Linked DNA regions of Homo sapiens: region 2 is linked to region 1. Evidence: chromatin contacts called from ENCODE Hi-C or POLR2A ChIA-PET data. All regions are on one chromosome and are shown on one strand. The core of a region is the stretch at or near the end of the contact, and the rest is flanking DNA. Distances in the headings are between cores, read along the strand shown.

Region 1 (7,045 bases), core at 3,045-5,544:
TGTATTGTCTCACAGTTTTGGAGGCTAGATGTCTGAGATCCAGGTGTCAGCGGGGTTGGCTTCTGAGAGCTGTGAGGGAAGGATCTGTTCCAGACCTCTCTTTGCTAATAGATGGCTGTCTTCTCCTTGTGTCTCACATCCTCTTCTTTCTATGCGTATATCTGTCTTTTTATAAAGACATCCATCATATGGGATTAGGGACCCCCCCCCACTCCAGTATGACCTCATCTTAACTAATTGTATTTGCAGTGATCATATTTCCAAATAAGGTCACATTCTAAGGTACTGAGGTTTAGGACTTCAACATATAAAACAATTCAACCCATAACACCCAGGAAATTATTACTTGACTTCTTATTATCACAATGGAAAATGAGATGAAACTATCTGCAAACCACTTTCTGTGTACTAAAAAAAAGTACATATATTTTTGGTATGGATTAATAGTGAACATAAGTAATGACTACTGACTTCACCAAGAGTTTCTTCTCCACATGATCTTTATTATTTTTTAGGTATAACATCTGTGTGGAAAAGTGAATATATCACAAATGCATTTAACACACACAGACACCTCCCAGATTCTATCTTCCAAGTTAAAAAAGAAAAGCAGAAAAACATTTATCAGCATCCTATAAGCTCCCCTCATACTCCTGGGCAGTCAGTACCTAGTGCCTCCCAGATTATCCACTGTCTTGACTTCTAAGTCACAGATTAGCCAAGTTCAAACATAGATTAGCTTTACCAGTTTTTGGAGTTTGTATAAATGAAATTATATAGTAATACTTTTTTTTACATCTGGCTTATTTACTCAATATTATGTTTGTGAGATCTTTCAAATTATTGTGTGTATTTGTAGATTATTCATTCACATTGCTGTGTAATACTCCATACTGTGAATATGCCATACTTTATGCATTCTGTTGATGAAGACTTTAGTAGTTTCCATTGTGAGTTTCTTAGGACTAGAGCTGCTATGAGCATTCTTGAGAATGTCTTTTGTTAAACATACGTACACATTTCTTTGGGGTATACTTAGGTGTGAAATTGCTTTATGCAAAGAGCTTTAATAAATCTGCCAAAGCGTTTTCCAAAGTGATCGTTCAAGTAATACTCCCAGCAGTGGTAGTCAAGAATTTCCCTTGTTCCACATTCTTGTCAACACTTCTTATTTTCTGTCATTTTCATTTTAACCATTTGGGTGAGAGAGTAGTTGTGAGGCATGGTAGTTTTATTTGTATTTCTCTGGTGAGTGAAAAGATTGAGCACCTTTCTATATATTTTTTGGCCACTTGGATATCTTCTCTTGTGATGTCCCCCAAGTCTTTGCTCATTTGTCTATTGGGTTATCTATCTTTTTCATAGTTATTTGTGGGTATACGTTATATGTTCTGGATACAATTCCTTTGTTAGATATGTGCTTTGTCAATGTCTTCTCCCAATCTATGCCTGGCCTTTTTGCTCTTTTTTATCTTTTAATGAACACAAATTCTTAATCTTAATAGAGTTCAATTTATTAGTGGTGTTCTTCATAGTATTTTTTGCCTACTCATGAAGCAAGATGTTCTTTTCTAAAAATTGTGTTGTTTTGCCTTTTACACTAAAAGTTATACTATCCATCTGAAATTAATTTTTTGTGTGATGTGAGAAATAAAATACATGTTTTTCCATGTGGATATTCAATTGACTCTACATTAATCATTAGAATTCTGCATTTCATTTTAAATCACGGGCACACAGTAGCAGTCTGGATGCCTCAGAATGAACACATTTAAGGATCAAGTCATTTAAAACATATCTCACTATAATGACTTCTGCAGCCCATTTTGACTGTGAATAGCCTAGGCTGTTCAGTGTTAAGGTCAAATGCTCATTTAATCTGCTTGCAGGAACCTAATTTCTGGTCTAATAGATTAAGTAAAATAAAACAAATAAATGCATCCCCTTGGAAATAGATCACTCTAAAAAATCAAAGTATACAATTTAAAATTAATTTGGATCCTAGACATAAGGGTTATTGGTGAAAAAAATTAATAGTGTGGAAAGGTCTTGACCAAACATTTGGGGAGAAATAACCAAAAGGCTTATCTTTTATTATTAAGGAAGGCAAATGAAGACAAGGCCCACTTGTCTTCATTATACTCACACATTTACTGTCTCATTAGTTCCCCCAACTCTCATCAAGGTGGAAGACATGGAATAAGGAGAGATTGAAGGCAGAAAGATTAGCTAGGTGGCCATTCATTCTTTGACGCATTCATTCAACGAGTATTTATTCAATGATTATTGTACCAAGTATTGTATTAAATTCTGTGAATATTAAGAAGAGTAAAACACAGTCATTGCCCTGAAGGCATTTGCAATCCAGTGGAGAAAATAGACAACTAAGTAGTCACTTACATAAATGTGATAATGAATAGAGGCTGTGAGAGTTTGGCAGATAGGACATTCAACTCAGCCCAGAGTGAGGGGAGACCTGGGAACCCCTTCTCAAAGTCTGAGGTTTGCCCACTGAAGGATAGGACAGGATGAAGGATGAATGGAGGACATAGCCTCTAGAGCTAGTCTACAAGATGTGTGACCGTGGACAAATCACTTTATTTCTCTGTGCCTTAGTTTTCTATTTGTTAAATGGGGTTTATAATAGTAACCACCATAGAGTTGATCTGCTAATTCATTCTTCCGTTAGAAGAGTGATTGACACTGAGTATGTGTTTAGTGAGTCAAGCTATTGTCATATGTGAGAGTTACAGCATTACAGTTGGTCCCGAAGTTCTGGAGAAGCAAAGAGGTATTATCCACAGCATTTGTCCATTGTGACAACTGTAGTAGACAGAGAAGAGCAGTGACCAGAACCCAGGAGTTCAGACTATTGTCCTGATTGTGCTCTATGTCTACATCAGATAAACGACTAGATTATCTTTAAAGTTCCTTTCCACTCTCATGTCCTATGATTCTGCAGCTTCTGCTGAGATAGACTTAATAAATATGATTTGAATTCTGGTGGTAGAGAAATAAAGAAATCAAAATCCATTCTTAGATTTCCAGCTGAGTGACTGAGTGAGCAGTGATATCATTTCAAAAGAAACAGGCAAGTCAAGAAGAGATAGGTGTGTGGAGACTGGGAGACAGATTCGTGGATAGAATTTTTAGGTTGGAAGAAACCATTTCCATCATTTTATTTCAGTGTGGTAGAGAGGCAGATATTTCCACAGTTAATCACGGCCACAGAAACAGGAGCCCTATTGCCTAGATCAGGGTTTGTCACTTACTAGCAAGTTACTTGAATGTTCTGCATTTGGCTTTCTTCATCTGTAAAATGCAGGTGAAATGCAGATTGAACCATGCACAATTGCCCTTTGTAGGTCAAAATGGTTGAGTGTTGGCAATTTCATATGGTTTGACCTAATAATAGATACCCTCTAAGGGGCTGTACTGAGAAGTAAATGAGTTCGTGTGTGTTACCTGCTTAGGACAGAGCTCAACACGTAATACAGTACTATGGAAGTGTTTCCCTTATTATTAAGGCCATTTAGCTTTTTCAAAATCGATTGCACCAAGCTTCATTTAGGAAGAACAATCAGGAATTGCATAGTACACCTATTTAGGTCTCTTTCCCATTCTTCACTTATGCAGGCACGAGGCCTTGATGAGGCAGTTAGTCCCTAGGAATACAGCTGGGTTTACTTTTGCCGACGCGGCTGCTGCCATTTTGCTTGTTTCTCATGCCTGCATCTAGACAGGAATTGGCTTCTGCTCCAAAAGGAAATTTAGCATCAAAGTTCTCGGATGAGCTAGCTTCCTCTCCCTGTTCTTTTGTCCTCCACCCTCACTCCCTCCCTAGCCCAACTCTTGGTACCAGCAGGCCTAGTTTCCATCTCCCTCACAGGGTGTGATATTGGTGACATACTGGTCATCCAACATCTGAAGGCCCTTGGTATTCTGGACACCCCGGCTGGCCCTGCAGAGACGGGAAAAGGAGAAGGGCATATCTAAGGCTAAGAAGAGGGAAGAACGGAGGGGAGAGTGAAGGGAGCTCCAGCTCTGAGCCATGAACTGAGGAGTAGGACAGACACAGAGGCTACTGAAGAACCCTGTTCTAGTTGCATGACTTTGACGAGTCTTAGACTGTTCGTGTGATGAGTCTCCAATTGTGCATGAACCAAGATGCAGAGAGATGTTAAAGAAGCAGGAAAAACAAAACTAAACTAAAGATGTATCTTTCCTGTGTCTTTTAAATCACAGGGACACAGTAGCAAGCTGGACACCCTAGCAGTAAAAGCAGTATGAGTGGAGTTCCTTACAGAACTATTTACTTGCTGTTGCCTGGTGTCATAAACAGATTAACGATGACTCATACTGTTGGTTTATAATATATGTTCCAGTTTGTGAATTGTCTTTTCACTTCCTTTTTTGTGTGTTTTTGAAGCACAGAAGTTCTTACTATTAATGTAGCTGAAGTTGCTGAATATTTTCTCTTTGTTTTCAGGTATTTGTATCTTGCTTAAGGAGATGATTCCCTATCTGCTTCACATTTTAAGTAATTAGTATGTAAACCTCTCCTACGTTAGGCTGTGGTTTCAAGTTTGCAACCATTCAAGTTTGCAATAGTTTATTTTCTCTTGTTGGTGTCACCCTAGTGATACATTTTACACAAAAGAAGGAAATACTCTAAGGATGAAATTCAGAATTACAAATTATGGCTGATTAAAATCACCCTTACTAATTACTGAATGTTTCACAAGTGCAAGACACTTTACAAAAAGTTTGTCGCATCAATCCCAGGGATCACAGACGAGGAAAATTAGGCCCACAAAGTTTAAAATGTAATCATTAAGCAAGCAATTAACATAAAAATATAGTTATTATTGAAAGCATAATTTTGGTTAGGAGAGAGTTCCAACTCAAAAATCTCCTTTGAGAACTAACCTAAAGAATGCTTTGGGTGTTGAAATATTCCCATTTTGTTTGAATGTAGTAGACACATTTCTATTAAAAGTAGCATCATATTTGCCTGAAAATCAATGAAAAATGATTTTCTTCTTTTTCGATGATCAAATTTTTCAAGAACAGAGTGTCTTTGTTATCAAGGACAGTTTGGAAAGCAGTTGTACCAAATAGGTAAACATTTGGAGCCTTGAAGAGGAAATTAGCTGTTGAGGTTAGAGTTTCCTTGCAAATTCAATACATTTAAGTTCACAGAGTTCTAATATTCTAATACATGGTAATTAAGAAAAAAAATATAGAACAGAGTTATCAGGTGTCCAAATGTCCTAGATGTTGTTGTATAGGAAAAACAGGAAGCAAATAAACACCTGGTAAAAAGCTTTCTCCTGTCCTATAGCAGTTAGAAGTTGTAAATTTCTTTCATCAAAATTTCAGTCTTGGCTCTGTCACTAACAGCGGCCTTAGCCAAATCACTACTTGTCTCTGATCCTCAGTTTCCTCATCTGTGAATAACAACATCTACACTATTTATCTCCCAAGGTTTTTGTGAGAAGATACTGAAATATGTGCATGAAATGCTTTGAGAATTGTTAATATAAAGTCTAAGATGTAAATTATAAGAGTTGCTGATATATTAATAGTAAATGGTATTGACAGTATCTAAGACTGATAAGGTCTTTTGTGTGTGTGTGTACAGACTTTAATATCTATATCTATACATAATTTTATACATGATAATAGTAATTTTCATTTAAATTACATTTAACACTCCTTGGAGGACTTATTATGTCCATTATTTTATGTGAGTCCCTGAGTAACCTTGTGAGGTGGACCAAGTGTTGTCTTATCTTTCCATGTTGATAATGCAGATCTCTGCTTTCTGACCAAAAGGAAAGCCTCTCCTCTTTGGCAATTTCCATAGCTTCTGTCAGTCCTTGTTGCTGTTGCCCGTCACCTCCAGATTATTCCCTGATATTTATCAAATATGTGGCTCACATATGTCCTCTCCTTTCCTACTTCTGAGAGTATTCTTAACATTGAAGTCCATGTGGATGAACATTCAGCACTCTGATGCTTTGACCTCACACTTTCATCAGTTTTCATTTTAAGCACTAAAGCACCCGATTTTTAGAAACCTACTTCCAAGGCAAGTCCTCAGGCTTTGACATTGCTCCAGACAGCTATATCTGAAATCTCTAAATCTGACAGTTCACTCTTGGACAGTGACCTTCTTTACTTCCAGCTCTCTTAGTTTCTTTCTCCCCCTATAGCTATGGTTCCAGTTCAGCAGGACTTTCATTCTTTAAACTCCCCACGATCCCTGCCCCTGATACAGATAAACATATGCACTTTCTCATAGTCAATGAGCTTCCTCTGGATCTTGCTTCCTTCTCTGTGTAGCCTAGGTCAATTACTTTAAGAGTACCCTTGCCAACTGCTTCTATTCCTACCCTTTTTATTTGTTACTCCCAATTTGGATCTTGCCAATAATCGATTTTTCCTGCTCCAACCACCAGCAGTCAGGCGTTGCTGGAGAAAAACCAGGTAAGTATGTGTATGAAATGGAGATGGTACAAATCCATCGCTATCCCCATTGGATACTCTGCTGCTTTCAGCTTCTTTGCTGGTTTCTGGTGTGTTTTCTATTCTATCTGAAGGAGTTGTTATAAATATTTACCCCTTTCCAGGAGCTTTTTCCTTTACTTGCAACTTTTAAATTAACATTATATGATCTTGCCTCACACTCCACAGAGAAAAGAAAAATAACCAAAGATCTGTCTCTGGTTCTGCTCCAACCTCCCTCTTTTCCTTCTTTTTAGAGGATGACATGACATTCCCCTATTCAAGTCTGACCTACGTTTTTCTACAAATTTTATTCCCTCTGAACTTCTCCAGAGGCTTACTTCCACTTATTTTCGTTCTCTCCTTTTCAGTCTCTCAGAGCATGTAGATGCTCAAACATTTCATTTCACTAACAAATAAATGAGCATTCCACACACACCCTTATTTTTACATCCTTCTATTCTTCAATTGTTACGTCATTATCCTATATCACTTTTCCTCTTGTGGTTGAATGTCACCCAGAGGTACTTTACAT
Region 2 (7,045 bases), core at 1,294-3,793, 77 kb after region 1:
AAGGCAGAGAAATATTATCCTTCAACAATGTAATAATAATTTAAAATCTGGCAAATCCTTTATATATATGAACTCAGGTTTTGAAAATTCTTCTAAGTAGATGATTAATATATATCCTCTGGCTTTATTAATGACAGAAATCTTATTGTTGTATTTTATTTATTGTTGCTACACAAGAAGGACAGATAGCTTTCCATGTTTTAAAACAGAAAGATGATTTAGGTATTCTTTGCCCCTATATTAGTCCTTTTCAGAGAACCACTATCCAGTCATCTGGCTCTTACTTTCCACATTACTTTTATCCTATGTTTGAGATGGTATCTGCTGCCCCAATTTTCTAGCCTTCACATCTTCCATCGTTCCAAGAGCTTCCAAAATCTCTTTCTCTATCAAAAAGACAAATGTTTATATTCTCCTGACTCCAGCTGTCGACAGCGTGGCTCATAAGATTCACTTACCACTGTTTATACAAAATAGTATAATTTCAGATATTTTAATGACAGGTTGGAGTCAACCTTCCCTTTAGTAAGCAAAAACATAACTCATGCCAGATTCCAAGCATTCTGGAAGTCAGAGCTTACACCTGCATTTCCAGGGATTCCTGGCCAATTTGTAGTTTCACCATCAACTCCCACTCTGAAGTCCTGCTTCCGTGCAATTCTTCCTCTCCCTGCTAATTGGCTCACTACCTGTCAGGACTCCTCCTTCCATATGACTTCCAATGGCCGACGCTGCTCCACTTTCCAAAAGTACCACCAATATAACTGTGTAGCAAGCACTCCCAGAAGGGGTGAGGTGACACAGAGAAATCATGGCACAAAATGGGTTGTTTTTTTTTTAATTTGAAAATGTGAATTTACTGCCTTGTCTCATCATCCACAGCCCAGTTTGCTTCATGGGCATTCCCTCTCCCACCAGGCACTCAAGCTCTCTTACTCCTCTCTGGAATGTAGTCAGGCAGCGTTTAGTAACTATATCCAGAGATGAAGTCATTGAAAAAGGTAACTGAACTTTGTAATTAATCACAGGCACAAGGTATACATCTTAAAAATATATGTACGTTTCTCTAAAGCACTAGGAATGTCATTGTGTGTGTGTGTGTATGTATATTTTTTTTTATATATTTTTTTTGAGACTGAGTCTCATTCCATCACCCAGGCTAGAGTGCAGTGACACGATCTCAGCTCACTGCAGCCTCCGCTTCCTGGGTTCAAGTGATTCTCCTGCCTCAGCCTCCTGAGTAGCTGGAATTACAGACATGCACTACCACATCCAGCTAGTTTTTGTATTTTTAGTAGAGACGGGGTTTCACCATGTTGACCAGGCTGGTCTCGAACTTCTGACCTCAAGTGATCCACCCACCTCAGCCTCCCAAAGTGCTGGGATTACAGGCATAAGCCACGCACCCGGCCTCATTGTGTATTTAAAAGCTAGTATTGAAAGTGCCACTCTGAATGTGTACTAAAGAAAGATTAAGCTATGCACATGCTACACATATAATGTATGTGTGTGTACAAATATAATGTGTGGATGCTTTTGTATGTATGTACACATATGCCAAAATGTGTATGTATACATGTCTCCACTTCATCTTTTTTTTTCTTCTTCTAATATTGCTGTGGCTTTCTATTTTGTATCTGATGGAAATCTGGAAAGACTTTCTCAAGAAAGTGAAAGAGGAATTTCTGTAAATTTAGATTGATCTTCTTTATTTATTTAGATTGATCTAGTTATTCTGTACATCATGGTTTCTGTTTTAGTGTGTATATACTACTCAGTATTTTTCCCTTCTCTGCAGGAAAAAAAATGAGTTTGTTCTCCCTCTCCTTCCTCTTATCTCTCCAGCTAATTCTCTTATTTCTTTTTTTATTCTCTCACACTGAGGTGTTTTTTGCAGACTTTATCACAACCTGACAATGTTCTCAATGTTTCCTTTGATGCTGAGTTCTTTTTAAAAGACGTATGAAATGTAAAATCTCCCTTCCTTTCCCAGATCAATATTTGAAATAAAAAGCAGGGCAAACACCTTCAAAACGAAAAGTCTCCTGTTTCCTGTTGCCTATTCCAGCAGCAGGACTTGGGTTGCTTGCCGTTTTTCCTGCTTTTCATTTCCGAGGAGGCAGGAGCACCTCAGATGCTCCAGGGAATTGTTGATTCCAGAGAGAATTGCTGATGGGTGTAGCACCCCCTGGGTGCGTGCATCGAAGCTGTGAACAAATCCCCCCTTTCCTCACTAGAGTCTCTACAGAGAAATCACCTCAGCCCATGTATTCTGTGACAGCTGAGGATGGCAAATGTGGGAGCAATGTGGGCTTCTCCTGGTGCTAAGTCTGAACACAGAGCATAGGCCTTGCCTCAAATGTTTGCAAACATCCGTGTTAATGCTCAGCACGCCACTTTACACCGAAGGAGTCACACCAGTGTGACACACGACTTCAAGACTTCTGAGGAGCTAGAAAGGAAGTTTATGTATTTGAGGCCTTTCCCTTGGCTTCACTCCATTTAGAACTGGGTGACTCAAAATGACAAATAAGGTGTAGTAATGAAGACAAAAAGCTTCTTTAAAAAAATTATTGTTAATCCACTTCTCTTTTTGACCTCTGAACAGCATTATACTAGGGAGTTTACCCAGTCCTCTCAGTGAATAAGCTTGTGCTGAAATCCTGTGTTCTCAAGCTGGCATGTTATGTTGAAATGCTTTCAAGTTACATAAACGCCCACACTTACTAAGTGCAATTCCCTAATTGAGTCACTGGGAAGCAGCAGAAGTGAGCAGCACTGTGGTCCTGTGACACAGTGACAGTACAGAGAACTGTTTCCCCAGGAGCAACTCAAGTCTCACCACCTGCTGGGCTCCCAACTGTTCATATATTCAACCTATGGTAAAGAAATACAGAAGTAGGATTGCCATTATCATCCTCAGTATCGCCTTAAACTCTTACCAGTGTATCTGAATTGCATTTGTCTGCAAAACCAGCAGGCCTGCAGGCCGATATTAGAGTCACTTTCTTTCAAGGAAAGAGGAAAGTACTCAAAATGACAGAGTAGGTATGGCAGAGGACAGTAAAGGAAAAACCTCTCTTTTCTTTTCTACATTTGGATACTAGTTAATAGGATAACTTTGGAATGAGGGAGATCAGGTTCCAACTCTTGCTCTGCTTCTTGTGTGGCCCATTTAAAAGCTAATCTTTATAAATCCCCTTATCTGTAAAAATGGGTATAATAGTTATGTGGAACTAAATGAAAATCTACCAAATGAGAAAAAGAAAGGCTAGTTGTTCCAAGCTTGCTACAGCAAGGGAGTCAGCCACCATCACTTAACATTTTAGCAGAGACTCAAAGGCACGCAGGAGAGTGGGAAAGCATTATAGTGGAAAACGGGAAGGCTTCAGCTCTGCCCTGATTGGAGGCTGTTGCATGGGGAAGCTATAAGCAGGCCAGCTAGAGGTGGGGCACCCTGCGTGATTGGTTAGGGGATGTATTTTTGATTTTCTGTGGTTGGTGTTAACTTGGAAGTGGGGCCAAAATTAGGGAAGCTGTCAGTAATTAAGTCTTGTCAGTTTGGGGCCAGTTGTTACAGAAATGATCATTTATCTTCCTGGATTGTCACTGGAGATAGCAATCTGGTTTCCTGCAAGTCTGACTTATAGCAGGCTGGCTTCCTGGATTGTTTATTACAGATAAGGGGTTGGTTTCCTGGGCAAGTTGCTACCGGTTGTAGGTCAAAGTTCTATTTTATTATTTTCATTTTTATTTCTCATTTGTAAATTCAGTTTCAATGAAGCATTCATCAGAGAGCAGTCATGTAGCAGGTGCTCAGTAAATAATATAACTCATCAAGTGTTTGAAACCACTGCTATCTGGTATGTTTTTCTTGATCTCAGTGTTGGAGTCTTGGATTAGAAATGGGCAGATGTGGAGAAGCTCAGGTTATGTTGATATATCCTGGTCATTTTCTGTGGAATTATGCCAGCGTTGGAATGGTGTAGCAGTTATAGGCCTAATACCTCTGAATTCCTTAGGAAAGTCTGAAACTGCCATCCCATTCATTTCTCTTCTAGGAACTGTTAAAGTCCAAAAGAAACTCCAGGGCTCTAGTAAGTCTTTAACATCATGTTGAGTTCAGGATGTATTCTTCTTGGAATATCAATGAGTTTAAAGGCATCTGCAGTTGTTAAAAACTCAATAATAAGAACCTTTAAAAGATGAGAGACAAAGCACCTCATACTGAACAGGTGGTGTCTCGTTCATCATAGTATCCCCAGCATGTAGCACAATCCCTGGAACATAGTGTACATTTAATCAGCAGTTGAATGAATGAATGAATGAATGAATGAATTTCCCAACTTATATCAAATAGCTATTGTGGTGATAGTAGACATTACCTTTCCTATTATCTGCTATGTCATTTGGATATTCCTGTATGTTCTTTTTTCACCAGTGCTCCCAATATCTGATTGAGTTAAAAATAATCAAATGATTCATCATAGAACTTATACAAAATCAAAAATGACTATTTTGGTCACTTCATGCTCCAAAAATGCTGAATTCAGGAAAGAATGTGCCAATGAACACATTAAATACAATTTTAAAGCCTTGTTCAGTGAACAGGAAAGAAAGGTGACATGGTGACATAAAGTAGCTTCTTATTAGTGTCAGTGTGAAGTGGTGCCAACTTTGAACTCTAAATGCTAAATTTCTTCCAGTGATTTAACAGAAATATGTTCCAAGCCAGTTGGTTCACACAACCTCTTAGGAACTGTATATCTCAAAGTGACAGGCAGAGCTTCTTGCATTTTGTGTAGCAGAGACCCTGGAGACCAGGATTTCAGAGAAAAGAGACCCGGCCTAGCATTCAGCCATTACTAGTGTGCACTTCATCCTCCAAACATCCATTTATCCATCCATTTCCTCGTTTATTCATTCTCTTAAACAGCATTGATTGGACACTGAGAGCTTCCCAGGCACTAGAGATGCAAAGTGAATCTATTGTTCCCACCCTAAAGAACCCAAGCATATGATATGAAATCGATGATGAACACAAATGCAGCTAGAGACAAGATCTGACAGAACTTATTCATTCAATTACACTATCTAGGCTATACAACAATGACTAAAGTCTCTACCCTTAAAGAACTTGTACAGCAGAAAATCATGGACACAAATATACAAGATCAAATATGATAAGAGTTTAAGAGAAAAAGCACATTGTCCTTCCAGTGTTTCTACCACCCATCCCTTCCATTCCAGCCTCATTGACTCAACTGTAAAACACGCCAGTTTCTGTCCGCACTTTTTTTTTTTTTTGAGATGGAGTCTCACTCTACGGCCATGCTGGAGTGCAGTGGCATGATCTTGGCTCACTGCAACCTCCGTCTCCCGGGTTCAAGCGATTTTCCTGCCTCAGCCTCCCGAGTAGCTGGGACTACAGGCATGCGCCACCAGTCCCAGCTGATTTTTGTATTTTTAGTAAGAGACGGGGTTTCACCACGTTGGCCAGGATGGTCTCAATCTCTTGACCTCGTGATCCGCCCACCTCAGCCTCCAAAAGTGCTGGGATTACAGGCGTGAGCCACTGCGCCTGGCCCTGTCTGCCCTTTTAAAGTAAGTCTTCCCAATAATATTGTTCTTACTTTACAAATGAGGAAATAGCAACTGGTATGGCCTGTCATTTGCCTAAGATCATAGCTAGTAAGTGGTAGAGCTAAAATTCAAACCCACATCTGCTTTATTTATGTGTCAGTACTCATTAAATTAGTCATCCCCTGAATCAGAATGGGGTTGGGCTTGGGGGGTCTCCAAATCTGCAAGTTTAATAAGTAAACTTCCCAGATGGTTCTTTCTGATTTGCGTTAAAGTATGAGAACCACTACTCCTTGCCCCAGTTCAACTCCTCAATACCTCTGGCCTGGATCATTGAAATAGACTCCAGATGTGTTTCTTGTCTCATTCTCAGCCTCTTCTGGTCATTATAATTTTATTGCTCAGAAATATCCAGTCCCTATAAAAATCTACCTCTTTATGCTGGCATTGGATTTCCATCTTCTGTTGTCATCTATTCTTCTAGCCTGGGATTCTTTGCTTTCCTCCCAGGAACTAATTTCTACAGCCATACTTTGCACTTAGAATACACATCGGACTTTCTCATCTCCCCTTGCTTTCCCAACATCACTACCCCAAATACCTTCTTGCATTCCCACATCTCCAATAATACTTCTTATTCAAAACCAGCTTCACAATACACAAATGATTTACTATTCATCACTAAAAGGAGCTAAAATTCCTTCCTATAGTCACCTTACTATTTTAATATTATATGATATTGTTATACATAATATGCTATATATAATTATATAAGTATAGCTAGGTATATATAGTTATAGTTTTATATTTTTTTAATATATACATCAAATTTTCCTTTTTACTATCATGGTACATGGAAATTAGGATGCTTTGAGATCTAACCCTTTCATGCCAGGGTAATACAATAAGTTTATTAATCATTGGTATGCTATTCTATTATCTGTGCATGCATTTGCACTATATTTTTAAACATCATTTAAAAAGCCATTTGTTTCAACTTTTAACACTGGAAAGCAAGAACTCAGAGAAAAAAAAAGATCAAGTTTTAAAAACTTTCAGTTATTGATTTGAAAAGATATCTCAACATTTCACCTCTTCTAATTTCACCTCTTTCTGACTGGAGGCAGGCCCTCAGAAAATAGGCAGGAATTTAGACTTGGAATTCTTCTGTCTTTCCCTTAGCTCCACACCTTTACAATAGCTTAGAGTGAGATACACAGAAATCAAAAGGAAATCAAAATTCACTTTAGATCGATAAACAAAATAAACACAGATATTTGCCCTATATACAAAACAGGTCAATAATAAATTGCATCAGCATATAAATTCTAAAATAAAGGGTCAAATTAAGAACTATATCGCAGAGTGTAGACCATAAAACAGCAGACTTAATAATATGAAAAAATTAAATTCTTGTATTTTTAGTCTTATGTACTGTAGCTACTACTCACAGTTTAACACT

Evidence for each region. Hi-C counts contacts between places; a loop is a spot of excess contacts on that map. ChIA-PET counts read pairs that join two places held with the same protein, here RNA polymerase II (POLR2A). Pooled maps may share reads with other maps.
Region 2: a loop to region 1 is called in a map of PC-3, with 4 times the contacts of the local background. The contact joins two enhancer-like sites. A Hi-C loop is called at or near these places in 6 of 168 maps with a recorded cell type or tissue (CD14-positive monocyte, PC-3, dorsolateral prefrontal cortex and 2 more), 21 of 37 single-sample maps with no recorded cell type and 7 of 50 pooled maps. POLR2A ChIA-PET finds 5 or more read pairs at or near these places in 2 of 52 experiments (B cell and common myeloid progenitor, CD34-positive).

Annotation. Positions count from the first base shown.
Region 1 is chr12:29,160,622-29,167,666 of GRCh38, forward strand. The region is part of intron 1 of FAR2 (fatty acyl-CoA reductase 2); the gene reads left to right. Among named protein-coding and RNA genes, the nearest start is that of FAR2, 15 kb to the left of the region's middle. Within about 2 kb of position 4,295, at least 10 of the 41 ENCODE cell types and tissues checked have a DNase peak (open chromatin) inside an H3K27ac peak, as active enhancers do; they include CD14-positive monocyte, PC-3 and endothelial cell of umbilical vein, where a contact is called at or near this core.
Region 2 is chr12:29,239,693-29,246,737 of GRCh38, forward strand. All of the region lies in intron 1 of FAR2 (fatty acyl-CoA reductase 2), which reads left to right. Among named protein-coding and RNA genes, the nearest start is that of FAR2-AS1, 75 kb to the right of the region's middle. Within about 2 kb of position 2,544, at least 19 of the 41 ENCODE cell types and tissues checked have a DNase peak (open chromatin) inside an H3K27ac peak, as active enhancers do; they include CD14-positive monocyte, PC-3 and endothelial cell of umbilical vein, where a contact is called at or near this core.